Linked DNA regions of Mus musculus: region 1 is linked to region 2. A link is a loop called in an ENCODE intact Hi-C map of the cell type or tissue named here. Cell type or tissue: left cerebral cortex. All regions are shown on one strand. Each heading gives the region's core, and the rest is flanking DNA. Links, peaks and the distances in the headings are about the cores only. Region 1 overlaps Col4a1 (collagen, type IV, alpha 1). Region 2 overlaps Col4a2 (collagen, type IV, alpha 2).

Evidence for each region. A loop is a pair of places that touch in the nucleus more often than their neighbours do. Peaks named below come from ENCODE experiments on the same cell type or tissue, not always from the same donor. Only the 100,000 strongest peaks of a DNase experiment are listed, where the experiment ranks them.
Region 1: it touches region 2 in a loop (6-fold over the local background); 3 of 42 quality-filtered maps call a loop at or near these places.

The regions. Positions count from the first base shown.
Region 1 is chr8:11,268,485-11,280,262 of GRCm38, reverse strand. All of the region lies in intron 1 of Col4a1 (collagen, type IV, alpha 1), which reads left to right. Gm32709 (a long non-coding RNA gene) reads right to left here. Exons shown (of 4, transcript XR_003947506.1): 2 at 393-514; 3 at 88-155. Among named protein-coding and RNA genes, the nearest start is that of Gm32709, 13 kb to the right of the region's middle. In left cerebral cortex, for the core only: no CTCF peak of the experiment used is centred there; a DNase peak (open chromatin) is centred at 6,590; H3K27ac peaks cover 1,713 bases.
Region 2 is chr8:11,376,207-11,387,984 of GRCm38, reverse strand. All of the region lies in intron 4 of Col4a2 (collagen, type IV, alpha 2), which reads right to left. Among named protein-coding and RNA genes, the nearest start is that of Gm46030, 42 kb to the right of the region's middle. In left cerebral cortex, for the core only: no CTCF peak of the experiment used is centred there; DNase peaks (open chromatin) are centred at 4,852 and 5,407; H3K4me3 peaks cover 303 bases; H3K27ac peaks cover 2,352 bases.

The DNA of each region.
Region 1 (11,778 bases), core at 5,388-7,887, 110 kb after region 2:
AAAGTTTTCATCCATTCCGTTCCTTTAGAAAAATACACTGACTCCATTTTGGTGATAAAGGCAAGGAGGAGCTTGGTCTGTTCATACCTGAGTCTGACAGGGTTCCCACGTGCCTGTGACCAGATGCAGAGCTTGCTCTTCTTGCTCAGGTGTGTCTGCAACGGAACAAAGTGATGGGGGTTTCCCCCCATGATTCTCTTGCCCTGGGTTGACATGGAACCAGGTCCTCCCTCAGTAACCTTGAGGTCCTTCCCTCACGGCACATGTGATCTTCCCTTTTCTGGACTCATATTTCTAATTTTACAGTCTTGGCTTGGGGGTATGACATCATCCCTGGAGGTCAAGAACACCTTATGTTCACAAAAGACCCTTTGCCATGGCGGGTGGCTTACCCTCTCTAGGCGTGGGAAGAGAACACATACGTGCTTGGTTTAATCTTCACGATTTCTGCTGTGTGGACGTTTTCCAGGAATGCTTGTGGTGTGTGTGCGCCGGGTCCAGTAACTAGAATCACCTGCTGGGGGGAGGGGGCAGTTAGGTTTATCCGACCAAAGTTCAGGTTCTCAAAGGGAAAGTCCAGTCCCCAGCGTCTCTCCCGCTCTCCAGGTCCGCCGGGGTTTGTGCCAGGATCCCGCCTTAGAGGTAATGTGCTGGGTGACTCTGCCGGGCTGGCAGGAAAGTACTGAGTCGGTCACTCAGCCTTGGCAGGAAGGGCATCACAAGGAGAATCTGGAAAGGGCAGTGGATCAGGGCAGTGGGAACCATAGACTTTGACCTGGAAATTCCAGGCGGGGGGATAATGAGCGCAGCAGGCTGGCAGGCGTGTGCTTCCCTAGCGCATTGTCTGGACTTTCCTTACGCACTGTGCACCGGGGCTGGGGGCGGGGGCCCTGGGCTCAGACTTTTTTATTTTTTTTCTCTTGCGTTTTCCTCCCATACAAGAGCAGGCCTGTGGGAGGCAGGGCACCACTGAGGTTGTTGATACCTTTGTAATTTTGTCTAAATAAAGTCAAGAATTAAGAGCAGAGGAAGTGTGTGTGTGTGTGTGTGTGTGTGTGCGCACGCGCGCGTGCGTGCGCACATGCACATCTGTAATTTCAGCATCTGGGAGGCTGAGGCTGGAGGCTAGCAGTGAATTCAAGGTTGCATAGAGACTTCCCTGGCCAGCTTGGGCTACAGAGTGGGACCCTGTCTTAAAAGACCGTGTAAGAAAATGAACAGGAGGAGGTGCAAGGAAGACCACAGACCCCCGAGAGCTAATGTACATACGTACAAGGGTCTTGTGGGATTTCCTTTTGTTTTGGAACCATTGTGGCCGTGAATGGGTTTGCCCAATCGCTTCTCTCCAGTGGCTTATTCTTTAGAGGGCTTTTGGCTTTTCCGGCGGTTACTGGGAAGGTGAAGGGGTGCTTTTTGCAGAGGCAGCATCTGAGAGTGTAGTCGGAGGCCTTGGATTAGGCAGGGTGCTCTCAATGCCTCCCATCCTGGACTAGACGGAGATACCCCTGGACCTCAGTGCCTCCAACTGCACCTTAGCAATCCCAGGAATTCCTGTGGGTTGGACAGCTCCATGAGAACCTGTGTCAAAAGCACCGCTGAGGTACTGAGGAGACTCTTGCTTCTTCCTTTCCTTCCTCCCCTGTGTTCCCAGGGTGCTGGGTCCAGACTCTTAGATACAGGACAGGGCTTGTGTGCTCTGGGCCTTTGGATTTCTTTAAACAGAATTCTGTGTTTCCTGGCTTTGTGCCTTTGCACAGCTGGACCACGGAGGCCCATCTGCCCGGTATGGAGCTAAATGACCATTCTTCCATGGTCCTGGCCTCAATGCAAGCCCCAGAGGTTTTGTTTAGAAAGTTGGGTTTTTTTCTGTTACATGACAGGCACAGTTGCTGGAGATGAAGCAGGATCTGTTAGGGGCTAAAGTCTGGGCAGGCACCCAGATGCCTCTGTGCTGGCTTCTTTTCCTCCAGCCACCAGCCATGGAGGGGACTCTCCCAGAAACCTCACAGGAAGTGGTTCGCAGAAAATGCTCTCTGCATGCCAGGAGCCTCTGTTCAGATTCATGTCCCTGCTGCGTGTTGGGAGTGTTTAAGACATCTTTTGTTGTTGTTGTTGTTGCTGCTGCTGCTGCTGCTGTGGTTGCTGCTGCTGTTGTTACCAGCAACAGGCTTCTGCTTTCAAAGTGTCTTAAACTGAGCAGCTTGTGTCTTCTGTCCTGTGAACACAAGGTTCTACGTGATCTATGGAGGACACCTGAGGACTAGGAAGGTTGGGGCAGAAGATAGGGCAACACGTCCTTGAGTCTGGGGGCAAAAGGAGGCAAAACCAAAGTTTTCTTTAGAGAATTCAAAATTATGCAACAGCCATGCCTTTGGCCAAACTCTCTGGCTAAGGCACCCATCTCTAGCAGGATGTGATGGGTAGGAGGGGCCTTAAGCCAGCAGTCCTCTGTGTGTGTGTGTGTGTGTGTGTGTGTGTGTGTGTGTGTGTGTCTTTGAGGAGGGAGGAGAATGGCTTTCCTAATCCCCAGCTGTAAGCTTTGCTGGCGGAACATTGAGACCTTAAGACAAGTTCTGGGAATTTGAGAAAAGAAAAAAAAAACAAAACTGTCTGCCATTTTTAGTTATTGCAGCAAAATATACACTACAAAACCTTTACTGTTTGAGTCACTTTTAATGCAGCTCATTGGCCTTGGCTATCTTCCCACTGTTTCTCAGTCCCCTCACCATCACCTGTCTCCAGAGCTCTGCACACTTTAGGATGTGGGACCTTCAGTGCCCAGTTCTGGGCCTGCCCTTAGTGGACAGAATATAACGATAAGGTTGCAGAAGAAGGGTGGGGTCTGCTGGAGTGTCCCTGACCTGAGTCCACGTGGAATCTACAGGCAGGTTGTGGACAGCATAGTGGCTACAGGTGCAACCCCACCCAGGGTGAAGAGACTTTGCTCTTTGTCTTGGTTACTGAAAACTATGGCTAACCCTCTAGTACAACCAGAGTAATACCAAAAGCTGGAACAACTAGACAATTATTACCCGAGATATATCGACTGGTAACACCAGGCTTAAGACACAGAAGGGAAAAGAGATTGTTTTTTCAAAAAATATTCAAAGTATATTTTATCATCTAAATGTAATTTTTAGAAAAACTGCCCATCTCATTGTGGCTTGCAGGATCTATTTGTTTGACTCAAGCTGACTAACCACACAGTGGTAGCAAAGGTTCTACAGAACTTTCTAGATGTTAATATGTTCTGTATAAAAGCTTTGCATAAAAATGAACCTCAGTGGAACCCGGTGATTTAAGGATGTAAATGAGAGGGGTGTAAATGAAGCGGTGGTTTTCTTTTTCTTTTTCTTTTTTCTTTTTTAAATGGCTCCAGTTAAAGACCAGGGAACTGGGCTTAGCTCTGTTTCCAGGCAAACTATAGTTTAAAGTTGGAGCCATTTGACTGAAAAGCTATTCTACTTCATATTTACTTTCATAATAAATTATGAATGACTTAGCTCTGGTAAATATTTTTCTTAACTTCCCTTGGAAATGACAGGCTTTCAGACGCAACAACAAGGTTCTACAGTTACATAGCATTCTGTTGGTGAATGAAAGCCGGTCCCGGTGGGTGCTACTGAGAGTCAGTGTGGGTTTCTTATGTCTTGGGAGGAGCAGTCTGTCCTGGGGTCCCCAGGGACATATGGTCTGGCAAGGACCTCACTGTGCAGCTGATTGAGGAAGCCCTACAGGTACCACATAGGCACCATCCACCACAGAGCCACAGTCACTGTGGAGCACAACAGAGAAACCACAGCTTTGACCGAAGGCAGTTGCTTCTCGGCTGTGGTTTCCCTCGTTTTTTTTTTTTTTTTTTTTTTCGTCTGACCATAAATGTGCAATGTTTTAGGTAGCTCTTTTGAAAGTGCCATTTATGGTCTACACAGTAGCAGTTGGGGTGTACCAACCATTACTGTCCATATACTTAGGAGGGTTTTCGCTTCACACTGCTCACGCTGGCTTGTCCCCAGGAAGCACATCACATAGAAGTCTTCCAGATGGAACGCCTGCCGCTTATCAAATGCCCCGACGGCGCTCCACTGTCTTGGTGCGTGTTGGTGATCCGGCTGCACTTATTACATGCACTTTCTGTTTACATTTTGTCTGAGTTTTCAAGCACAATTTTAAGGACACAAATCAGGTGATGTTTCCAAGGGCTGCATTTCATTTTAGCGGTTGTCATATGTAAAGGGTGCAAAGTCTTCCATTTCCAAATTGAAAAACCGATTGAAGGTGAGCCCTGGCAGAAGGATCTCTCTTACATTCTCCTCTCTGGGTGGGATTAATCTAGATTCGTTCTCCAAAACATGTCCCATGCCAGACAAGCAAGGTGAAAGTCCTCCGTGGCTGCACACGAGGACATTTCGTAGTCTCACTGGGTTTGGTTAGTAACAGTTCCTGAACCAAGACCTGCTTGTATATAAAGAGATTTGAGCAGCCCTCTGCTGTCCTCAGGATTTTCCATCCCAGAGCAGGACACTCAGAATGGCAGCGTCACTCTCCACATGCACAGATCACCACTACTATATACTCCTGGCTATTCCTCTCTGAGGTTCTCAGCCTCTGATTGGACCACACATTCGGTTTGTAACACTTCTTCTTCCTGTTGGGATGTCCTCATTTGCTACCCTAGATTCTGGCTTGGAGCTGTGACCCTGCAATCTCCATGAGCCATATACAGGTGCCCTGTGGCCACACACGGTCATCCACAAACGACATTAGCCTCTGCCTTCTTTTCAGCGATCCCGTGTTACGAGGCAGTGATTGGCCCTGGAAGTATTAGTTTCAAACACATTCTTCTCCTCCCTCTTGATAGGAGGGAAAGGACTGCTGTCCTCTGTCTCCCACAGAACAGGGAACAATTTGTGGCTTTCCCCTCTCTATCCTCATTTGTAGGTCTGGCTCTTGTTGGATTTCTGGTTGGAAGGATGGACTGGGATGGCACTTGGGAATTAGAACAGAATCAGTATTACTCCATGCATGAAAGTCTGTATTTTCCCTTCTGTAGATAAACGTAATCATACATTAAATAAGCCTTAACAATGAGGAGAGCATGAGCCACTCTGTATGGCAAGCAGAATGAAAAATTGTCACATGGATTTGATGACAGTGTAAACAGTAGTTAACAATAGAATTACTGAATAAGAGGATGGAACCCTCTATCATCTGTTGTGAAATAGGATGTACCAAAGCTTCTGTTGGTTTCTCTTTCTTGCTTCCCCTCCACTCTGTCTACACGAGAGTAGAAAATGGCACACTATCAGCAGTGGTTTAAAATATTTAATTGTTCAGTGAAAGATGGTGGGGTACTCCAGCAACTGGCTTCGCCTCGGGTCAGTCATTCCTGAACTATCTCCCTAGTCACGTAGGCTTCTTTCTTTCCTCCTTTTCATTTAGCTACAAACTAAGGCTCCCTAAAGGCTCAGCCAGTGGAATGCGGAAGGATAAATAATCCATTGTTTCTGCGCACTCACATCGTGTGGGAAGAGAACCCTTCTGCTCTGTTGCTGCTATCTGTGGTCTCTGAGAGAAAGGTGTTGAAAGATGGCCCTGATGATGGGCAGTCTTTACTCTGTACAGAGCGGTAGGGTGTATATGATGTGCTTGGTGCAGAGTCAAACCAGAGCGTGTGCTTGGAATGGTTCCTGTAGTGTAGGAATGCACAGAGAGTGCGCTGGGTCAGAGAGATAGTGAAAGGCATCAGGAATTCCCCAAGAGCTCCCAGATTCCACACGTAGCCCATTGGGGACCTCTCTGAAGGTACAGTGTGGAAAAGATGGTGGGATTTGACCTGAGGGTCAGATGTAAGAAGTGGTAGTAGGTGATTGAATTCAGAGGCTGAGGCAGGATAAGAAGATAGGACTGGGGAGGAGGGAAAGAGGAGGACTGAGAGGAGGGGGAAAGGAGAAGGACAGAAACAAGCTTGGTCGTCATCTCCAAGATGGAGGAGATAGCTCTCCTCCACTTCTTCATGCCTGGCTGTGTAACATTAGTCTTTCTTAAGGACAACTGGGAAACCATCATGGCCTGACTTGTGTTGATAGTCTTTGCGAGGTCAATGGCTATAATATTGGGAGGGGAAGAGGAAGTGTTCTGACCTCGTGGACCAGTGAGAACAGCATGCAGGGATGCGGAAGGTAGGCGGCCATGTAGTGAAGGATGAGTTCTGTCTGAAAGTAGGGACTTTGCTGAGCCCACCTCGATGTCCCTGGCTGGTGACTCAGAGTCACGGGAACCATCTCTCTAGGTCATCTCCTCCGTGGGTCCCTGTGGGAATACATGCTCACCAACTCATCACGAATGTTGCTGTCCAATGGCCACCGTCACATGACAGCTAATTATAGCCTCATCTGTCTGCAGCTGGAGAAAGACTTAATACTCTGGAGACGAGGCACTGGACTTCATTATGTGTTCCCTATGGGGTGTCCTCTTCCCCAGCAAGAACATTTGATGCCCGCCCCCATCCAGTGGGAGGGAAGAAAAGCAATGAGAATGAGTCACCAGAGTTGCATGATGGGAGGAAAATAGGACCAGAAGTGTGGTCACATGTTGGTTCGACTCGAAGCCAAGCCGACACCCTCGCCTCCGCAGCCTGTGGTGTTGGTGGGAGCCCACATGGGTTCTGCAACTTGGTCTCAAATGAGAAGCAGATGGGTCATGAATTGTGCTGGCAAAGCCTTAGTCATATTATTGGGGGTGCAGAGAAGGAGGAGAGAGGAGCCGAACATTAGGATTTCAACTGGCTTGCTAATTTTTAATTTTATGTTTTGCCAAGAATGTATCAACACTTGTAGTTGTTTTCAAACTGGGGCAGAGTTATTTTGTAAGTTTACAGGGTAGTAATGGTTGTTCTGTGTCTGTATTCCATTATCAAAAGAGACAGAAATGATATTTTCCTGAACTAAATTCTCCTCTCAGCTGAATGAAGATAAAGAAGGGTTTCACATCTCCTGGGGAGTTCTTTCTGTCTTTAAAAAAAAAAAAAGCAAAACAAAGTTATAAAATAATGATATAAGTGTAGGTGATGGCGGGTATGAGCCCCTTAGCCTGCGGGGACAATATTTTTACCTTTGAATCAACCAGGCTTATTTTTGGAAGTCCAAAAATGCTGTGCAAAAGTCAGTTTTTGGTTTGTTTTGGGGACAGAGAGCTCTGGGCTTCACACAGGCTTAGCGCCCACTAGTAGCCTATACTCCTGCCCCCCTTACTTTTTATTTTGAGACAGGGTCTCCCTAAATTGTTTAGCTTGATCTTGAGCTCACTGTTGACCCACGTGGACTCTGAATGTGGAATCCCTCTGCCTCAGCCTCCCAATTAACTGGTACTACAGGCCTGTGCCATCAAAGCTGACTCAAACCTAATCTTTTAAGCAGTTATTATTTAGGCGGTGATATTTGACCCCATATTGTGATCTCTACTTAGTTATGTTAATTTTCTAATTCTATATAGTTGAGGAGACATTCTATGGATATTTCCAGTTTTGTACAGGGTTGCATCCCCTGACCATAGCACCCATAGCACATGAAAGGGCGGCTCACCATTCTTCCTTCATTGGTGTGTGCTTTTAATTCTGCTCTGGTAGCCCTGAAATGCATGTTTCCCCATTCACATATTTCTTTGGTTGGGTAAGTAATTATTCTGAAGACCCCTGAGGAAGCGCCATGACAGGAAGTGCAGTGGACTAGCGACATCCTTAGGAAAGTATTTTGACATTTTTCACAGGATAGGAAATGTGAAAACAAATCTGAAAGATAAGCCGTCGAGGCTTTGCAGAGCTCCACATGTCCCTATTTGGAGGGATGGGAAACATAAAAACTGTTCAAGCGGATGTTTGGTGCCCATCCCCATCAGCAGCAAGGGAATTTCAGAAATGCAAGGACATCCTGTGTGCTCCTTCCAAGCCTGACTCTGATAGCACACATGTCATGGTTAGGGAATCTGTAGGGCAGATCACCTCTGCATGGTGGCATGTGCTCTGCCTCGCTCACACAGTGCTCTGGCACAGCAAGCATCTTGTCACTGGCCTGTCACATGGCGTCTGGTGATGTCTTCCGTTCAGGGACAACCTGGAAGAGTCTTCATCTCACTGAAGGCCATTGACCTCTATCTATGTCCCCTACCTTCTTTGGCAGGAACACTGTGCACTGTGAAGTTGTCAACCTACCATAGTTTACTTATGCCAGCATGGCTGATGGGTCTACTTTCTGGAAACCTTGATGGGAGTGTTTTGCTAATACAGGTCGTTTTAACCTGTCCCGAGAGGTTTGCAGAGACAGAGAATATAAAAGGTATTTGAACTGGGGATTATTCCCTAGGGCCTTCTGCATTCCTTCAATATTGTGCCTTCTGCTTCTGTTTAATGTGGCCTCGGCTATTGGAACATTGTCTGTGCCCATGTCTGAAAGGGGACTGGAGGCAGTACTGGTTACACTCTTGTTACTATGAGCAAATACACCACAGGAAGCAACTGAAAGAGAAGAAGGGTGTACCCTGGCTCACACTTTGAGAGATGGTCCACCATGGAGAAAGCATGGGAGCAGGTGGCTCCTTAGTGCCAGAGGCGTGCCGGTGGGGCACTTTGCTTCACATTTTGGTGGAACAAGAAATACAGAGAAAGAAGTTTAGCTGAGCTATCAAGCCTCATGACCCACCCCAGTGACCCACTTCCTTCATTATGGCCCTGATGCCTAAAGGCTCCACACCCTACCAACATAGTGTCACCAACTGGAGACCATGTATTCAAATACTTGAGCCCAAGGGAGAGGCCATTCAAACCACAACACAGGACTTGGGGAGTGTGCTCTCCTGCCTGCTTCCACGTAGAGATCTTTGCATGCTCCCACTTCTGACTGCAATGATGGGTCGAGTAGGGAGTGGCGAACAGGACTTTCAGAAGAGACGTGGTTTTCATTCAGTTCCCTCCAGTTCTGGAAACGTAATTGTTTTTTGTTTCGAGCTTGAAAGCCCTCTGTGGTGCCTTCCCCTGTGTAGTTGGGTTCTTCACTCTCTAGTCTGTGGATGGTCGACTTCTGTGAGAGAGACTAAGTCTCATATGGCTTGTCCTTTGAGGTTACGAGGCCACATTCCAGGGCCCCAAGTGGGCAGCGTTCCTGACCCACTTCCTCTTGCCTGAATCTCATGGGAAGCAAGAACAGGACTTAGCTAATCCAATTGACCCTAGGAGGGGAAGGGACTGTGCAGTTCACAGAATGTTCCAGTTCCTCCCGTTCTAGAATCTGAAACAGATGGGGCTGGGAGCTGGTGGGCGTGGCCCAGTGTGCTCCAGACAGGGAGAAGAATGAGCAGGCCTTGTAAAGTCCTTCAGATCCGGAGCCAAGGGGGCACCACTGGGTTCACCAATGGCATACATCTTTCCATTTTGCTGAGGGGCCTCAGGAAGTCAGGAAGTTGTGTTTGTGACACAACTCTTCTCATGTGAAGTCCCCAACTTAACCTCAAACCTATGCAAGCCATAAAGTCCTAGCAGGTCACCATGTGCGGAAACAACTGTGAACAAAGACTCGTGTTTTAATTAGTTATTTCGGATGTAAATGTCAGACCTGACTGGACAGGGTCTCAGGGTCTTAGCTCTGATGGTTTTACCTCTGTGCCCTGGACTATAGCAGAACAAGCCCCTGTGTTGGGGAGAAATCCAGCAAGGGCCACTTTATAAAAATGGAAATCATGAGGGATCCAAATAGAGACATTTCAGCCTTAATCCTACTTGACAAAGTGAACACATCACAGGACCTGTGGCTGTTTTTCTAAAACATGATGTTTGTTTCCAATCAAGTCATTTACAGAAGATTCAAGGCCAACCAGAATAGGACATAGGATGCGTGGTCTCCAACGCTTCTCTCGGTCAGGTTGGTGGTCTTTTTCCTGTAAGGCCAGCACCAGGAAAGCTGAGCAGAGCATTTAGAGTTCGAGGCCAGCCTGACTTATATAACGAGACCCTGTCTCCACTTCCTGCCTCCAAACATTTTTTTCTGCTTTTTTTTAAACTTTCTGAAAAAGCAAATCATAATTTATATGCTATTTGAATAGTCAACTCATCTGAATTGCTTTCTGGAGACCAGCACTTGGTAATAAGATTTCCTGCTTGCCTAAAAAATGAAAAAGATTTCCTTCGTCAATGAAGATATCCGTGTTGGCTCTAGGATTGGACATCTTTGTGTCTAGGCTGTAGGAAGAGGGGGCTCTCTATCTCTTTGGTTCTGGATTCTGTCAAGAGTTTCTTAAGACCTGGAGTAGGTCCCAGGCAAGATGCCTACTAGTAACCCTCCCCTCTGGGCTTCTGTATTGTAGGCCTTGGGCTTCACTGTCTCTGCCCAGGATGGGGATTGCAGTGTCTACTGAGCTTGTAGAATCCCCTGAGGGACATAGGAACAACTCTGGGAAATTGGTCAGAAGGCTTCCTGCAGGTGACTGGAATTGTGCTTCTTAGATGGCAGAAGCTTCAGAAAATCCCAGCCTCGCTACGCAGCAGTCTTTAGCTAAGGAGCTCCCCTTGGCTTTCACAGAGAAATCTAGCAACCCGAGGCTGTTGTTGAGTCTCTGCTAAATGTGGGCGATTGGGAGCCATTTCTCACACAGACCCTGCAGCTCCTGGAGTCTCTTGTTGGGCTAGTTTCTCTGAGTGAAATCAATGGGGGAAGGGTGAGGCCCTGTGCAAGTTAACGAGTGGGCTAGACTGCCCTGGCTTCAAAGCAGCAGGTTTAGGGAATGGCAGACACTAAGGAGGAGGATGGCCTTCCACCTGGGGGACTTGCACTTGCCTACCTTCTGGTGTTCATGACTCCATAGAAGGGATGGACTCAGCAATGGGTGGACATGCCACTAGTTATTAATTAGTAACCTCCTTTCTCAGTGTGGGCTTTCCTATCCAGGTACTTTTGATAAAACAGCCTGAACCAGCTTCGTGGCAAGCTCAGGTTGTGGTTAAAGGCACAGGGTATCTCCTGATATCAACATTTCATGGGGTCCAGGTAGTCAGAGGTGGGGACAGTTAAGTCAGTTTAAGTCTGCTGAGGTCCCTCGGAGTTTTTCTCTGTGTGTTCTAGAAGGTCCTTCTTCAGCTCAGGCTAAAGCCTTTGGCCCTGCTGGTGACTGGAACTCACATTCAGAAGCAGGCGGAGCACAGGGAGGTGCCTGACATTTGAAATGTCAGGAGGACTATGAGAACGCAGGCTGAAATGTCTGGGTTGTGAGTCAGAGAGAGGAACAGACCTGACCACTGGGCTTTACTTGGCTGTCAAGTGTCCCCATCTACAAAATATACAATTAAGAACAGCTCACCGTCCTGGAGGCACTTGTTGGGCTCCAATATAAAATAAGTGTCTCCAGATGGGGTTGTTTTGGGCAGAGGATCTCCATGGTGATGCTGCTTGGAGGATGCTGTTAAAAATACAGGCTTCTCGTGAGCCAGGGACCATTATTAGCACACGTTTATTTTGAAGGAACCGTTACCACCTGAAGCAGACTATGGGTCTGAATTTTATTTCCGAGCTGACACGGCGCCTCTAATAAAGCTTGCTAAATGGTTCACCCTGTGTCCTCTCCTCCCTTTCAACACCACATCGCCGTCTATAACGGTTTAAAACTTGGATTCTACCAAGCGCTTTGCAAAGTGCGGCGTGCGTGTCTCATTCTGTGCTTGTTTTTTCTCCTCTTGGCCACTTTACATACCGGAAGCTGGGTTGGGTCCAGATTTCAATCTTGTCTTAGCATGTT
Region 2 (11,778 bases), core at 3,979-6,478:
ACCCATTTCCAGTTGTACAAACTCCCCTTTGAAAGCAACTGGGTGGCCTGGGTTTGCCTGGGTTTGGGGGAGGTATCTAGACATGGAATGGTTTCTAACTATGACTCCTAATTTGCTGGTGTGTCCTCAGCCTGTAACCTCTTTAAGACCAGGCGGTATGCTGATCTTGAAGTACAGCTCCAGCCTTCAGGGGTCCTTCCTCTGTGAACACTGAGGGCCACATTTGGCCATGACTCCCTAGAAAGCTTTCAACATATCTAGGGGGAGCTTTCTGGTGTGCTCAGGCCTCTTCAGCTCAGAGATTTAGGGTTATGAATAGTAACCCACTATCTGGTCTACACTGGGGAATTATGGCTTATGCGATTGTGGGAATGTACTAGCCATTCAGTTTGGCAACCATTCCTGTGATCCAAATATTAATTTTTTTTTTCATGCAAAACAGTAGCACTGCTCTGGATCTGACACACCAGACAAGAATCTGGGAGGCAGAACTGTGACCACTGTGGGCTGGCTGCAGTCTACCCAGCACAGCGATCAACCACAGTACTATCTCCTGCTGTGAAGAGCCCTGGCTGTCGCTGTCTGTTAGTGTACCTTTCCACAAAGCAACAGACAAGACAGTTCCCAGTGGACACTGCCAGTTCCCCTCAGTGTGAGTATGGCAGGTGGGTGTCCCCTGTGAGCTGGCAGGGTGGCGCATGGCCCTGATGGGCCTCTCCTGTCTCTTCTCTCTTAGCTTTCATGCAGGGATTTCTCCGTGGTCTCTTGAAACGCTACTGTCCCTCAGACCTCAGCCCAGCTCCTCTGGCTGCATACTCTGCCATTTAACTTTATATCAGAAGCACTGAACTGACCCAGAAGTGATAGCGTCAAAGGCCAGATAGCAAAAGGAAGCAACTTAAATCCACCACCGTTATACTGTTTGCTAAGCTGTATCACCTGGCAGAAACTGCTCTGGTCTGAGTATGTGAAGATCCCCAAAGCCCACATGCTGAAGTGAATACCTGTGCCCCACCCCCCACCCCCAAAGTGGCATTGAAGGTTTTGTTATCAGAAGGTGTGAAGGTTACAGGTGGATCTTCATAAACGGGTTAGTGGACTACCCTGTCCATGAGAGGACACAGGAGCTAGGCACTGCCTGGGACGCAGTGACTCCTCCCTCGACACTGAATCTGTGGTGTTCAGGTGTGGGCTGTTTGCTTTCGTGAGTATGAGTACCACGTGCGCACTGCCCATGGAGGCCAGGGAAGGGCACTGGATTCTCGGGAGCTGCAGTTACAGAAGGGTGTGGGTCTGGGAACCTAGACCAACTAGCAAGTGCTCGTTGTTTTGTTTTGTTCGAGACAGGGTTTCTCTGTGTAGCCCTGGCTGTCCTGGAACTCACTTTGTAGACCAGGCTGGCCTCGAACTCAGAAATCCACCTGCCTCTGCCTCCCGAGTGCTGGGATTAAAGGCATGCAACACCACTGCCCGGCTAGCAAGTGCTCTTAACTGCATTTCTCCAAGGCCCAAGCAATGACCTTAAGTTCTCTAGTCTGAGGTGTTTGGTCACATGGCCACATAGACTAGAACAGTGACTTAGTCACAGAGACAGGGTTTCTAAGACTCTTGAGAGCAGGGGTTCTCAGCCTTCCTAATGCTGCGACCCTTTAATACAGCTCCTTATGTTGCTACTTCCTAACTGCAACTTTGCTACTGTTGTGAATCATAATGTACATGTCTGATATGCAGGATCTCTGCGATGTGGCCTCCAAGAAGGGATCACGAATAACAGGTTGGGAACCACTGCTCAGGACCAACAATCCTTCAGAATATAAGCAGAGCCGAGCAAAACACCCAGAGCCATCAGTAAGGATTGCTGTACCCAAAGAGGATTTTCTAAACTAAAGAAGAACTTTGAAGAAGCCTAACAAAAGCACTTCATTCCCACAGGAACCCCTTTCTGGAGTTCCTTTGGGCCACACAATGCTCCATGCTGCTCGATTATGTTCTTATTCATCTTAAAATGCGTGGGTCAGACCATCTTAAGCTGGCGTGACGCAGTCAGTGTTAACACCATGAGTGTCACAGCAGACACTCTATGAAGATGCTGCCTCTTTCTGTCCCACAACAGAGAGCTAAGCCCCACCATGGAATCAACCCCCGAAACGGAGCTGGAGTCGAGGGTGAATGCAACAACTGGGTGGAAGAGTTGGCTGTAAAACCAAAGTCTGTGGAAGCCAACTTCATGGTTAGGAAAGAGCTGGAAACGTGTGGGTGTGTGCTCAAGGCCCGAGGAACATTCCGGAAGTTCAGCAGATGTTTTCTGTTAGGAGGCATTGGAAGCCTCGAGGGCTGTCTGTATCTCCTTCTTGGGAAACAAGATGATTTAAGAAAAGAGCAGTTTTCTGCTAAACTCACAAAATGCAAAGCTTATTGGCATGGCGACCTTCAGACCCTTCCCAGGGAGCTCAGAGCACTGCCTTGGAAAATCTGTGACAGACATCCCACCTGCTGTGCATTCTGCCCTCTTATTTCCCTATCTCTCTCAGCTGCTAACAGTTTCTCCAGGACCGGAAGAGGTGAAGCCTTCCCTCCCTTTGGAAGACAATGTTGGAGTCACAATGGCTTTTCTTGGGTTAGGGTGTTTCTACATAAACATTGAAAAATGGGGACTCAGACACAAGAAGTCAGAGGCCTCTACTGGACAGAAGATGAGTGAATTAATGTTTAGGAAACATGTAGGATTTCATTTAAATATTGCATCTGCTGGAGAACGTTCTTCCGCATAAAGATTGGTGCATGGAAGATTCAGACTGTATTAACAAAATGTCCTTTAGGAGGAGCTGGAGATGGAAGCTACTCTCTGGTCAGTGACGGATGAGCTTGCACAAACATCCCACTCAAAACCTTGTTAAAGTCTAGAACTCCAGCTGGCTGGGGCTCTGGCAATCTAATCAGATTGCTCCACCAGCTTACTGGATATGTTGCTAACGTGGACCATATTCAAGGACATAAGATGCTTTTAGCCCTGGGAACATTACTCAAGCCACTGAGAATTTTAATGGTCTGAGCCACAGAGGGAACTTCTGAAATGACCAGGTTTCAGACAACCAGAGTGAGCCCCACACAGACCCTGCCAGCACCTAGGCAGTTTCCCTCCTAGAGGAGCAGGTGGCTTACAGCTTTCCTGCCAGGAAGATGATGGGGTGCACACATGACCAGATTAAACTGCATTAGGTCAGTTGTGTGGGAATTTACACGTTAAACAGTTTCATGGCAAATCTCCCAAAAACGTACCCGATTTTTGAAAAGTCCCATTTTTTTTCCCATGTCTTTCTTAAAACTGGACTGTGTCACCCAGGGAATATTACACACCTCGGAGGAGGAAGGATTTCACAAGACTAGGCTCAGCCCAGTCGTTTTTGGTCATTTGTGGGAAAACAACCAGCGAGGGAGTTCTGATTTACAGAACTATAGTTCGGGGCCAGCCAAGCTTGGGGGCTAATTAAACACCCACCAGGTTGACCCGCACTGCCTGGTCCTCATGTCCCCAAGTCAGATGGGGTCAGTGTCTCTGGCAAGGTCTTAGGGTGACCTATGATGAGTAACCCAAGGAGGTTTTTCTTAAAAAACAAAACAAAACAAAACAAAAACCAGTGCAGCCCATGATGGCCTAGAACTGCTATGTTTCCAAGGACGACCCAACTCTTGAGAGCTAGGAGTGCTTTAAACACATGACTTAATCTAATTTTGCAGCTGGGACACAGGAGTTGTCCACCCAGGGACCTGGAGTAGGTGGGTAGCCGCTTTCTTTTGGCTTCTCCCTAGTGCCCCTCACTCTTTCCCTTTCTTAGCCTCCTTTTCCAACTGTTCCCAGAATGCCAAGCGCTGAGCTGCTGCACACAGTGTATGTGTTCTTTTACTCTCCCTGCCAATTAAACAAAACAAAACAAAACCAAAAAACTCACAACCAAAATTTGGCAGGAATTAGCAATTGACTTTTTTTTTTTTAATAAAATTCTCTAAGTTGGGCGGTGGGGGGCGGGGGGAGTTATTTCACATACCTAAGGAAGAAAATAGTTTTCTAGGAACGTGATCCAAAGGATGCTGTAATGAAGCCATGCCATGCTAACTTGGTTGATGGCTTCCAACTGCCACCCTCTCTGGGCCAGATATGTCTGCTTCCACGCACCAGTGATGGTGAATTCCTCCATTCCATTTCTAAGCAATGGTGACTCCAGACTCTCTGAAATCCCCACTTCTTCACTGATGCTATTTAAATTGGCAATGTGTTTCCCCATGGCAAACCCAGTCTCTTCCTTATCATGTAAAATGGCCAGGGAAATGAATTTCCAAGGAGGGGCCAGGAAGAGGACACAGAGGGAAAAGGAGTAAAACCTGCGTAGATTCAGTCTTTTGTGTTCTAAGAATAGCATCAAAGCCTCTGGCCAGCAGCTGATCATCCTAGAGGCCTGATGGTTGTCAGGCTTGCCAGTGTGGACAGCTCTTTTCTTAGGCTAAGGCTGCTCTTAAGCTGGTAGCGGCCTCTCTTCTCAACTCATCAGAGAGTTGCTGAAGTCTCGCTTTAGAGATCTCCTACTGAACTCAAAAGTCAAATAAAAAAAAAAAGAAATTAGTGACTGTGAAAAAAAAATAAGCTTGAGGAGTGAGTCTCATGCCCTCCATTCTCCCTCAACTTCTAAATCCAGCACGGATCTCACCCCAGCCCACTCCCTCCCATCTCCACCAAGGACCATTTATACACCGGGAAGCCAGGAGGCTCATTGCAGTCTCCCTCTGTCCTCTCACCTGATTCCCTCTGCTACACTTCCCTAAGTGGCAGTCCAAGTCTAGGCCAAGACTTCTGGCTTCCAGCTTTGATTTACTCCCCAAATGTCTTGTCTGCCTTGCCAAGATTGTGAAATATGCCACCTACACTGTTCTTAAAAAGTAAAAAGAGCTCAATGCTTTACTAATGGAAAATATGTATCCGTCACTAAGTGGGAAGGAGAAATAGAAACTCATTTGTAATCTCTCTCTCTGCTTTCTCTCTCTCTCTGCTCTCTCTCTCTCCTCTCTCAGCTCTCTCTCTCTCTGCTCCCCCCCCCCCCCCACACTAAGCAAGCTCCCACAAACAAAGAGCCCATCCCTAATGACCCATTTGAATGAATGACAGATCTGGAACACAGAGGCAAAGGATAGCTCAGGACACTGTGGGGGTGGCTTTTTGGTTCCGGGTCAGCACAGGCCACCTCTCTGTGGACCTGCCTGGCAGAGCTCTGCTGGGAGCAGCATCCAAGACTCCTGTGACGCATCTCTGAGTGACCAGCATGGGAGCCTTATCTCCAGACAGACAACTGTGGGGGTGGATAGACAGCTGGCTCGGGGAATGTTTCCAAAGCCCTCCGACTGTCATGTACCGTTAGCAGGGCTCCCTGCACGCTTGGCAGGCTTGCTCCAGCTGGAGCGGCTTTATGCCCAAGGATGGTAAGACCGTGGGTAACTTGCATTAGTCATGTTGGTCAGCCTGTGGCTGGCAAGGCTCAGGACTTGGAGAATTCAGGGGCTTGGCTTGAACCAAAAAATAAAACCACAGAACATTCTCGCATTTACAAGGTCGCTTCTCTGAGATCTGCTTGTGCAGTTTACAGACCTGTTCTTAAGGAACAGCAGATCTAAGGCTGATGTCATTGCGTTCTCACCTGCCGGCAGCGACTGCCTGCTGTGCTCTCTCTCAAGAGAAGTGGGGTGGAAGGGAAATTCCTATCGTGACTTTGAATGGATTTCTGATGGAATTCAATTACAAGATGTTCAGGACTTATCGTCTGGGATTACTGGCAGAGTTTAGGAAAGGGATGGGAAGGGCTGAACTCAGCTGGTACAGCGAGTGCCTAGCGTGTAGTGCACGAAGTTCCTGTGAAGAGCCGTCCTTGCATATGTATGTAAGATGTTAAAATGTATAAATTAAACATGAAAAGGGGATGGAGCACTGTGGTATTCCCCTAAGGCAAAGGGCATGCTCTCTGCCCACAGACCTTCTGCTTGGCCAGATCTCATCATGCCTGGGGTTCCTACCTCAGAGGAAGGGCAAGTAAGTCCCCAGATGAGTGGTTTGGGAGATCCGGGGTGTGGCAGGAGCTGAAGGCTTCCCATCTCCAACCTGTGGTCTTCTGAGACCATCTTGACCCTCTGACTGCAGGAGCAGAGCAACTTCTGTGTGTACCTTCCCAACCTCTAGGCTAGCTGGTGAGTGAGGAAAGGAAGGATGGTGTCACACCCTCATGGGACCGCAGACTGACGAATGGGCTGAGGGCGAGTGAGGAGAGTGGGGCAGAGCCCACAGACTGACGAGGCCCCAAAATGGTGGCACACCCCTGGTTCGAAACTCACGAGTGTTCAGTAAACCAACCCCCTGACACCTTCTCTTACTTAGCATGGCAGCTTCCCATCACAGGTAAAAGAGAAGCAACTTGTTTCTACATGGAGGAAACCCTGGGTCTGCAGGGCTCCCCGAAGCTGTCTCTCTGGGCCATTGTAGGGAGAATGCTGGCCAACCTGGCATCCTCTTAGCCAGTGACTTGAGCTCTAATTTCCTAGGAGACATGTGCTGGCCCTGTGGAGGAAACAAGGGCTTTGGTTTTTTTGTAAACTGACCTTGCAGGGTTCTCCTGCTCCCTGGTTGTCTCTTTCCCTGTGCATTTCTAGCAGGCTGTGGCGATTCCCTGTGTGCCTTTAAACTCCATGGTTTCATTTTGACCTGTGTTTGAATGAGCTTTTAACTGACAACCAAATCTAGGAGAGCAAGTGGCAGGACCGGAGAGGAGGTGGGAGTTGGCCAGGAGGCCTGCGTGGCCAGGAGGCGTGGATGGACCTAGGTTTCTGTGTTGAATGCTTTAGTGGGATCTCATCCAATCCCAGCAATAGCAGGTGATGCTTCAGCCACTGGGAAAAGAGTCACCTCCGAGTGTGCTAAGGCTTGGTGGGAAGCAAGCAGCAACAGGAAGCTGGTTGTTGGCTAAAGACTGAATGGGAGACTGGGCTGCCTCAGCTTGCTCTGTGGCTGGGAGTGTAGAGTGTGTGTTTAGGTACAGGAGCGTATGTTTAGTGTACAGGAATCCCCGTGTTCATTCTCCAGCACAGAGAAGAAACCCGCAACTTCAAGTTCCTTGGGCCCTTTGTCCCAATAGTCCCGATAGCCATAGGGAGGGACACAATGTCTCCTTAGCATATCTCTCTTCAGGAAGTTTCCACCCCACCATTCATATTCCCGCATGCTCAGCTTCCTGGGACTTTCTGTGCCAGTTGGGTCCCAAATGGACATCAGCACTGTCATGTAACTGCCACTGGAGAGGGGCAGCCAATGTTACTCACTCTCCGAGGAGCCGCACAGCGCGGCTCTTGAGTCGGGCAAGAGGACAGCCTTTTCTTTAGAATGGGAGTTTGCTTTGGCCTGTCTCGAAGGACAGCAGAAAATATAGATGAACACCGAAGAATCAAAACCTAATACTAAAAGCCTCACTCCCTCACCATCCCAACGCATTTCAGCAGGATTGTTGTTTTATGTTATGTGGGTTTGAGTCGTAAGGGCTGCGCTCACAGAAAAGTCATCCTGACGTCACTTACACCAGAGGCTGCTGGGGGCGTGGCTTCAGGTTCTGAATTCACCACCCCCTTTGGTCAGCTTTCAAGTGAGCTTGCCCGAAAACTGCAAAGAGACTCAGGTTTACCTCACAACAGTTGCCTCCAGCAACCTCAACCGGTTTATCTCCAGCCTTTCCTGAGTGTGGATGGCCCTAGGCTGTCTCTTCCATCCTTGGAATGGTTATCTAGATCAACGTCCCTCAAGGGAAGAGCAGCCTAGGTTCTTAGTCATCCAGTTGACACTCAGTATCTGATGGTAGGCTTCCTTCTCAATCCTAATCTACACCTTCCAGTAAATCTTTCCCTTGTAAGTCTCCCTACAGCTGGGGCAGACACCAACCAATCAGTTACCTGCTATGGCCTCTTCCTGGACGTATGGATAAATCTCCATATTTCGCTTTCTGGGGATGAAAATCGCCCTCCACATCTTTAGGCAAGGTCTAATTGGCCGTTAAAGGAGGAAGAGGATATGGGGGCTCCCACAGAAGAGCAGACACTTCCAGGGCAGGAAATATCCGATAATTATTCCTGCCACAATTAGATAGGGGGTGGGGAGGAGCGAGAGGAAGTGGAGGGATTCTCAGGAATCCCTTGGGAAAACAGGAATGAGGCAGGCCGTGCACTAATATGGGCTTCTCTCTGCTGGGGAAGGGACACCATCTGTGGGTGAACAAGTCACAGGCATTGCAAAGAGGAAGACAAGCAGAACTGGGAGGGATCCTGCAGGGGTTCTCAGCCTTCCCAACACTGCCACCCCCTAATGCAGTTCTTCCCGTGGTGACCCCAACCATAACACTACTTCCCTTGCTACTTCATGGTTGTAATTTTGCTACTGTTGTGAATTGTAATGTAAATACTTTTGGAGATGAAAGTTTGTCAAACTGGTGGAGATCCACAGGTTGGGAAGTATTGCTTTAGAGGGTGACTGTCCGAGCCTGGCTCACCTCTCTTCCCCTCTGCAGATGAACGGCCCACAGCAGTCAGCTTCCAGAGACGTTCTTGGAACTGCCTGCAAGTCTTTGGAATATGCCACAAGCTCCACATGGGCGCTCTTGACCACAATTGTAGATTTTTTTTCCCCCTCACTGATCAATTCAGGCTGTTAGGATTTCAACCTCTTCTTTCTTTTAGAATCTTAAGTTGAAGTTTGTCATCTGCACCAATTATTGTTGGAAATCTTAATAAATCACCATGAGAAGAAACAGAATGTGTGTATGAGAGACAGAGAGGGAGAGAGAGAGAGAGGGAGAGAGAGAGATCCAGAACAGAAGCCTACAGACTGCTCAAGTTTTATGGGCATCTAAGGAGAACTAAGATATTAAAATACCTTATGATATTATGATATCATGATTCATGATTAAGAGGTTTTTTCTTTAGTGAGCTAGAGACTCAGTCATCAGCGCTCACAGGTTGTGTAGACTGAGAAGTGAGGTGGCCCCTCCTGGGATGGGTAGAAAGTCTCCAAAGGAGCTATGGCCATTGGTTGTCTCCACTCTCACACACAGGTTACCAGAGATTGCTCCATTTCTCCGTAATCCCGCTGACCACTTGGTTAGTAAGGCATTAGCTACAGGGCAGGGTTTTAACTCTGCATCCTTTGGTGTTCAGGAGCTTATGCAATGTCACTGGGACAGGTCATGGTTAGACCCATTATTAAAGATCTGCCATTAGCAGGAATGAATACTTCCAAAGCTCGGAGATAGCCACAGACGCTGCAGCAGCAGGCAGCTAAGTCTAGCCTGGGCACGCTTGTCTGGTTACTGACTTGGTGGAAGGTACTTCTTTTGCAAACCCAAAGTCCCAGCCTGCTGCAAAGCTCGGGCGGGAGTCACCAGATCTATGTCCTGAGGACTTTGACCCATGTAGGGGTCAAGGAAAACTTCTTCAATCAATGTAGGATTCTGGACTCACAGTTTCCAATGAGATTTTTCAAATTCAACCCAAAGCAAAGAGAAACAACAAAAACTGACCACAGCACTACTAAAAGTAGACACATTTTTCCACGAATGAGGAAATGCCCTAAAAATAATTTTTGACCCCACTCATTTACCCACATTTATAAATTACTTGTGACCCGAATATTGAATAAACAGCAGGAAAAGATACCGCCAGACACAAACAAGAGGCTTCCACGGATACATGTCTGTTTAGAAAATAGTTGTCGATACATAAATAAGGATTTGATTCAAGTTTGGTTATAATCCCAAGCGTTCAGAGTCCCATGGGAACGAGGACTCACTGACCACAGGCTTGATGTGAGGGGAGCTCTCTGGGGTCCTCGGCTGCCTGAGGGGGCCTCTCAGGCATGCTCAATGCTCTGTATAGAATTCCTCTCCGAGGAACATGCTGGGAACGTCATTGAGAATCACCATCAATGGAGTCAAAGGCTGTGAGAACAGCTCCCCAGTCGCCGGAGGACGAGTTTCCGTTGCTCTGTGGAGTAGCCAGCCTGAACTCAGAAGTCACAGATCGGACTGCTCACCACCATTGGAGTTTTGAAACAGGACTTTTGATGGAGCATCCTCCAGCGGTTGGCAGCCTGGAGGACCTAATGCTAAGTCTCACCTCTACCTGGTGCTCCAGGTGTCCAGAGTCCTCCTGGCTCTACTTTCTGAGGCTGTTTGGCCGGGTCATTATGTCCTTGGGTGTGTGTGGGGGAGCGGGGGTGGGAATGAAGGCATTGCTGTCTTCCTTGGAAGATGAATCTCTTAAGCTCTTGGGACTGTAGTCTTCAGGGGCTGCCATTTGACCTAGAAAGTCCCAAGGGCAGTTGTTCTCTGACCTTTCTAGAGAACACCAAGAGGAACAGCAAGGGTCCTGCCGGGGTACTGTGCCTTAGGACTGTTGACATCCTTGTGACCAGAGTGAGGCGCACATAATGCATGTGAATAACACATTCCACACATTACCCCATATCAAGTAAAACAGATACTTAATAAAGCTGAATTGGCTTGAGCCAGCAGCACACAGTATGCTGGTTGGAAATGTTTAACTAATACATATTTACTAAACATCGGTATTTCCAAAGGCATGTAACAGTCTCCTGTAACAGAGACTGACCTTGAATTTACTATGTAGCATTGGATGACCCTGAACTCCTGACCCTCTCGCTTTAACCCCCTAAATGTGGGGATTACAGGTACACAATACCATGCCCATGTTAAATTTATTTTAGCTCTAGAAATGTCCAAAGGGAAAAGTATTCGGTGTACGCAACAAAGAAGACTTTAACTATGTGTGGCTGTCACTGAAGTAGCCAGCCCAGAGGATGCTCCGTGGGAGCCTGCTTCCGGGGTCAACTTTGCTCTGATGCCTAGACTGGGAAAGAGCTGTCACGCTGAGTGGGAAGTGGGCAACCTGTGCCAGCCTGCCGTGGACAGGAGATCTGGTAGGCCACAAGGCAAATGCAGGAGGACCAAGGCTTTCTTACAGGGAGGCACTGCTGACCCATCAGAAACTGGTCTCATGGCTCTGATATTTATCTACACTGCTGCTGCTCATGCCGGTGATTTCAATTACAAAGTGGATTCGCTCCAGCTAAGCCTCTTTCTCTGTGGATGTGTGAGTATGCTTGTGTGTGTGTGGTGTGCATGTATGTGTGTGTATGTGTGCTTGTGTGTAGATAATGCTCGTGTGTGTATATATGATGTATGTGGGGTGGGGCGGGGGACACAGCCCTTGTTAAACACTGAGGCATAGCTACTTCCGAATGCTGGGCGGTGAGGTGTCTGGCTCCTGCACTGTCTCTACAGGTCTCCAATACAGCTTCACACTGGCTTAGAACAATGCCCTGAATGAGCTGGAGGCTTGTCTCCTCACCTTCAGCCCAAGTGAAGGTGCCACAAACAAGGGAAGGTGGGCCTGGAGCCAGAAGCTCTGAGGGCTGGGCAACCCAGCTTCAAGCACCCTAGAGGGGAGATCGAAGGGTTCATGCTCACTCAGCAGGGGCTGGAAGTGGGAATCCCAGGAGAGCCCTGAGCAGAGCACTCCCGTAGGGTGCAGAGCAGAGACCGCTCAATACATGGCTGGCAGGGTAACATGAGGAGTGTGTCTCTGAGAGGCAGGGAGGTCCGGGAAGCAGTGGCAAACAGATCTTTGAAGTTTGGGCGATGCTGTCCATCACCCATGGGCTCTGACGTCAGAGTTTTCCCTTGA